Linked DNA regions of Homo sapiens: region 2 is linked to region 1. A link is a loop called in an ENCODE intact Hi-C map of the cell type or tissue named here. Cell type or tissue: prostate gland. All regions are shown on one strand. Links, peaks and the distances in the headings refer to the core of each region. The heading gives the core; the rest is flanking DNA. Region 1 has its middle 23 kb from the start of ZNHIT3. Region 2 overlaps LOC101927369 (a long non-coding RNA gene).

Region 1 (2,907 bases), core at 166-2,665:
TTGCAGACCAGCTTGGCCAACATGGCGAAACCCCATGTCTATCTAAAAACACAAAAATTAGCTGGGCATGGTGGTGGGCACCTGTAATCCCAGCTACTTGGGAGGCTGAGGTAGGAGAATCACTTGAATCCGTGGGATGGAGGTTGCAGTGAGCCAAGATCATGCCACTGCACTCCAGCCTGGGTGACAGAGTGAGACTCCATCTCAAAAAAGGAAAGAAAGAAAGGAAGGAAGGAAGGAAGGAAGGAAGGAAGGAAGGAAGGAAGGAAGGAAGGAAGAAAGAAAGAAAGAAAGAGAAAGAAAGAAAGAGAAAGAAAAGAAAAGAAAGAAAGAAAGAAAGAAAGAAAGAAAGAAAGAAAGAAAGAAAGAAAAGAAAAGAATCCTGTTCTGGGACAGCTCAACAGCCCTGAGGCCACCACCTGCTCTTTGCCATAGTGTGAACTCATCCCTGACACAGAGCCCAGTCCCCTGGGGCCCTGCTCACGGGGTCTAGCCAGAATGCTCTCCACAGCTCGAAATGGAACGGCCTAGCAGTTGGAGATGCCAGACGTGAGTTATTGAACACATCTGCCGAGACCAGAGACCAGGACACGACATTTGTATCTACCAAATGAGTGCTGGCAGCTAGCTCTGCTCCCCTGGAACATCCTCTCAAAACCCTTTTGCCTTGACTATTATCTCATCTCTCTCCTGGCCTGCACTGATCCTTGGCCGACTCTAAGAAGTCACCCGTGGGGGCCTGGGGCAAGACAGGTCATGGTTCTGGGCACCAGCACTGCCATCTGGCTGCTTCTTCTGGCCTCTCTTTGCTGGACTAGTGCCTGGCCCAATATCATGCCATCATGATCACGCTCAACTCGAGGGATATCATTTACTCCTTCAAGGGCAAGATTCTAGACCCCTCACTGCAGAGCCCTTCACTGGGGACACCCGGTCTTCTTTGCCTGCTTGGACATTGAGGGTGGAGGGAGGAAGGGGTTGTGGGCATCCATAGAAGCTGTGGGGGGCATCCAGAAATAAGGGAGAGAGGCATCTTCACTGCTGGCGGTGTGCGGGACCAATTCCAGGGATTGTCTGACTGCGCTCCCCCCCACCACCCCATAGGTAGCAGGGTCTGCTGGGCTTGGATGCCAGTGGGAAGAATGCGTTCTTCGAGAGTGAGTGGACCCTCCTCTGGGCTCACTGGAGGGGACGGGTCTGGAGCAGGCAGAGTGAGCCGCTGCTTGCGGGATCCGGGATGGAGCTCAGGAATGGAGCTCCACACTCTCCCAGCTGCCTGGCCCGGGACAAGCATTGGCCCTTTCTGGGCCTCCTCAGGAATCTCCAACCTCCGAGGCGATTCTAGTTTAAGCCTGATGAGGCAGACGTGCATCCGGGCGGATGATTAGCCGGTGTGGGCGCGGCCTGGAGCGGGCCCAGGCTGGGGAGTGGCGGCTGCACGCGGTGACGACTGTGTGTTCGCTGAGTCAGGGCCCGGAGCGCTTCAGCACCGCGGCTTGGACAGCGCCCCGGGGCAAGCGGGTGGCGCTCTCCCTACAGGGACAAATGACCCCAGGGCCGGCATTTCTGACCTAGAGAACGGGCCTGGATTGCTCTGGCGGGTTCTGAGCCTGGGGTTGGGGGCGGGTGGGGAGCGGACGAAGTGGGGGCGGCCTTTGGAGACGATGGCAATTTACCGCCTTAGGCGGGCAAGCGCACGAGTCCCGGGAACCCTAAACAGGTTGGGGTGCCCCTTGGGGTCTAGATGAGGCCCGGGCTTGCGATAAAGCGTGGCGGCGTCTAGACATAACGTCCCATCTCCTGAACCCGTCAAGGCCGGTGGCACCCAACCTGGCGGGCTCATCTAGGACCAGTCCACACCCAAGGCCCCAAGACCCAAAACCTCCTGGGCTGGGTCTGCCTGGCTAGGGGCCCCTCATCCTGGGCTCTACTCTTTTGGCGCAGAGGCCATGTGGCAGGCCCCTGGTCTGCGCCCTGCTCAGCTTCCCCTCCCCACCCCGAAAAGTGGAGAGCCCCACGGCTTCCCCAGAAAAGCAGTCTGCTCCCCGCGCCCCAGCGCAGCTCGTTTACTATGGGTCAGGAGAGGAATCCCGCCTTTTTTCCGCAGCGAGGATGGCCTGGGCTCCTGCGCGAAGCGAGGCTCCGTCCTGGAGAGGCTCAGTGACCCGGCAGTGGCGCCGATCCGGGTTAGCCAGGGCCGCGCTGGGACCCGCGGAGTCGCGTGATGCAAACGGGAAGGCGGGAGCAACCCAGCTCCTTCCCGGTGCTGCCTGGCTGCTGCATAAGCCGCCCTTTCTTCCCTGACAAACACTGTCCAGATGGGCAACAGGTCCGTGTCTCCTTTGGCAGCCACTGTCTCCAGAAAGGCATTGGGCAGTTAAGGTGGTCAGAGCCCTCAGGTAAATCCTCCCTCTCCAGGAGTCAGCCCTTCCAGCTGCGGGAGGGCAGGTAGTGGGATGCGGGACCTTCGCAGGGCTGGGAGATGTCATCAACTTTTACCCTCACATGGGGAGAGTGGGAGTGCTGGGCCTGGCGGTCCTCTTACGTCCTTACTGTGCAGCTTGGGATTCTAGGTTGGAAGGAGTCACCCTACTGCTCAGTCAGCTCTATTTGCCACCTGCCCAAGAAGACCCATGGGAATGGAGGCTACAAGACACTCTAGGGCACAGTGACAAGGAGGGATTGATTCCAAGACTCCTTGGAAGAACCAGATCCCTGAGCTTCTCAACAAAACAAGGGGCCACCTCTGGTCTTTGCCCTCCAAAGGGGAAGGCAGGAAAATTGTTAGAGGCAGATTGGCAGGAGGGGCCTGTGGAGTGTGCAGGGGGCCAGAGCCAGTTCCTAGAAGTTGAGCAAGGGGATATGGGCACCAATGCACACAACTGTGCACTGGGGGCCTCTGTCTCC
Region 2 (2,907 bases), core at 118-2,617, 330 kb before region 1:
GACTCTTGGCCCTCATAAACCAATAGGTCTTTGATACACAAAATGTCTGGAGTTGCTCAGGAATGCTGTATAGAACCGGAAAACCCTGACAGAAGAATCACAGTGAAAGCCCCTAGGGTTTTGGAGCAAGTTCCTGTTCTCTGTGGAAAGTACCTACTCTTTTTTGTAGAACTAGCTAAAACTCTGAAAAGACTGAATGCCCAACCATTCATGTGTGACATTACCACCCATGTGAGCTGGGTGTTATCTGATCCACTTAGCCATCAAGTAGGGCATGTCCAGCAACACCCCGTCAAATGGAAAAGCTAAAAGTGTGACTGGGCCTGAGCAGACCCCAAGGCAGAAATGATCTGTGTGAATAGGTTGCTCACAGTCTCTGTGTATTTACTCCTGCCTCAATGTTATCTCTTCCTCAACCCATACTAAGTCCTGTGGTGAGAGGAGAACTCTCTCCAATTACTCCCAGTATTAGTTGATTCTGGGGCAGGGAGGACTGTGAGAACATAGCACCCTTTGAGCATTTGTAGGAGTTCACAGTTCTGGGAGCTAACCAGGCAAAAGGTTTTTATGCAAATAACTGAAACTGACCCTACTTATTGGAATGTTAAGAGTAGCATGGAAAATTGATAGGAAGGTGTGATAGGCAGCAAACAAAGGCGTCGGGCAATACAGAATATAGCTATGTACATGTCCATACAGCAAGAAGACTCTGACATGTGCCAATGCTGTATTAATACCCTGAATACTCACCACCACTGCTGGACTCCTGGCTGCATCAGCACTGCTGGGAATATTCCCAAACTCTGCCTGCATATTCGTACATTCCCTTGGATTCAAACCCTACCTAATATAATGCAGGTACTGCTGCATATGCCCCTGTACTACTGAAAATCCACTCATCTTGTCCCCAAAGACAGCCCAATACTTGCTATTTTCATTCAGCTCCAAGTTCAGGATCTCCTGATAGTGCCCACTTCATCTCTTGTTCTTTTGTGATCCTGTACTGATATTTCATATCCTATGAAATATACTAAAAGTCAACCACCACTAACTCACCTAGTTATAATAGTGAGAAAATGGGAGAAGAAAGAGAAAAGAAGATTAAATACAGAAACATATACCCAACAATAAAAAATGAAATATGGGTAGATGGAGAGTATTTCTGAAACTGGTTGTGAGGCTGTAGCTTATTGTAACAAATTCCTGCCTCCGCTTATCCAATCCATGTTCCCTTTGCCTTCAGCCACCCCCTCGATTGATTGGTGCAATTTTTTCTGGTGGAATGACTCAGATTTTTATTCTGGAGGAGATCTGAGCCCTTGATGACCCAACCTGTACAGAGTTATAGACATCTTTCATGAGCTTATACACACTGACACAGTAAAGCAAGGAGAGACCCCAGGAATAATCTGAGTTCCATTCATACTGTTTTTTCCACACTGTCTACATTGTACAGCAGTAGTGCTATTTCCTTTTATAGCTGGGAATAGTTGCTAAGTCAACAGAACATCCACTTTTTAGACTGCTGGCAATTTTCCAGGCTTTAGGCATGCTCTGGTGAAATCGTAAGCAAAGACTGCTCTTTTGTACTGGTCATGGCTACCTTTTACAAGTCCATCAGCTGTTTTTCAATTAACTTCGGTCTTCCTCTCAGGGGAATCAGATGATTAAGTTGATCCTCCCATGATACTCTGTGCTCATGGAAAATCAGAGAGCTGCCTCTGCCCTGCTCATGTTTAGGCATACTGCACCTCCAGTTTTGATATAGGGATGCCTCCTCTCCATGGTTACACTGTGGAACTTATCTATAAGACTTTCTATCATTGAGGGTCCTGCCTAAATAAATAAAAAAAAAAAACCTGGAATCTTCTACTCCAAGACCCCCAAACATGAAGGCAGGGTCTAGTTATACCCCATCCCAGGACTCTGGCCAGTGGGGCAAGAGTCAGGAGACAGCACTCTTACAATTACTTCTCACTCTCTTGCTCCCGATTGCATCTTCTCCCAAAATATTTGTATCTTAAATTTGGATTTTTACACCAGGCGAGGTGGCTCATGCCTGTAATCCCAGCACTTCGGGAGGCCAGGGTGGGTGGATCAGCTGAGGTCAGGAGCTCAAGACTAGCCTGGCCAACATAGTGAAACCCTGTCTTTACTAACAATACAAAAATATTAGCTGGGCATAGTGGTACATGCCTGTAATCCCAGCTACCCGGGAGGCTGAGGCAGGAGAATCGCTTGAACCCGGGAGGCAGAGGTTGCAGTGAGCTGAGATTGCACCACAGCACTCCAGCCTGGGTGACAGAGTGAGATTGCATCTCAAAAAAAAAAAAAAAAAAAAAACTTTTTTTTTTTTTTTGAAATTTTAGGAGCTACACATTTGCCAACCTTATTCTTCGGTCCCATCCTAACCATATTCACCTCCACCAGGGAACATATGGTAGCCACATATCTTATAGCCTGAATGGAGCCCTGGCACAGAGGAAAAAGAATGTTTGAAGAAAGAATTATTTGAATGTTTGAATGTTTGAAAAAGAATTATTACACCTCCACAACAGGCCCCATAGTATTTGTGTCCTTGCAAAACATATTATCTCTGTTCTGGGGTTCTAACATCCCTCTTCATGGTCAGAGAGATACATATTTGTCTTGAATCTGTGTCTTCAGAAGATCTTCCCAGTACATTGCTGTGTGAGTGTTGTGTCTGCAGCCCCAACTGCCTGCCCAAGGAAAAGGTGAGTACAATTGAGTCCCCATTCACTAGGGGCTCCTATTTAATCTCACAGCCTCTATATCCTAGGAAGTTGAATTAACCTGGAGGGAAGATTCTCCACCCACCTGGCATAGGTTGCAGATGGATTTTACACAATGGGAATTGGGGCAGGCAGGGTTGGAACATGGCCCAAA

The links. Hi-C counts contacts between places; a loop is a spot of excess contacts. Peaks named below come from ENCODE experiments on the same cell type or tissue, not always from the same donor. Only the 100,000 strongest peaks of a DNase experiment are listed, where the experiment ranks them.
Region 2: a loop joins it to region 1, with 6 times the contacts of the local background. A loop is called at or near these places in 3 of 110 quality-filtered maps.

The regions. Positions count from the first base shown.
Region 1 is chr17:36,462,672-36,465,578 of GRCh38, forward strand. No RefSeq gene overlaps it. Among named protein-coding and RNA genes, the nearest start is that of ZNHIT3, 23 kb to the right of the region's middle. In prostate gland, for the core only: no CTCF peak of the experiment used is centred there; a DNase peak (open chromatin) is centred at 1,430; H3K27me3 peaks cover 759 bases.
Region 2 is chr17:36,132,484-36,135,390 of GRCh38, forward strand. All of the region lies in intron 2 of LOC101927369 (a long non-coding RNA gene), which reads right to left. It overlaps LOC107985055 (a long non-coding RNA gene), which reads left to right and starts at 2,668. Exons shown (of 2, transcript XR_001752867.2): 1 at 2,668-2,735. In prostate gland, for the core only: no CTCF peak of the experiment used is centred there; a DNase peak (open chromatin) is centred at 1,498.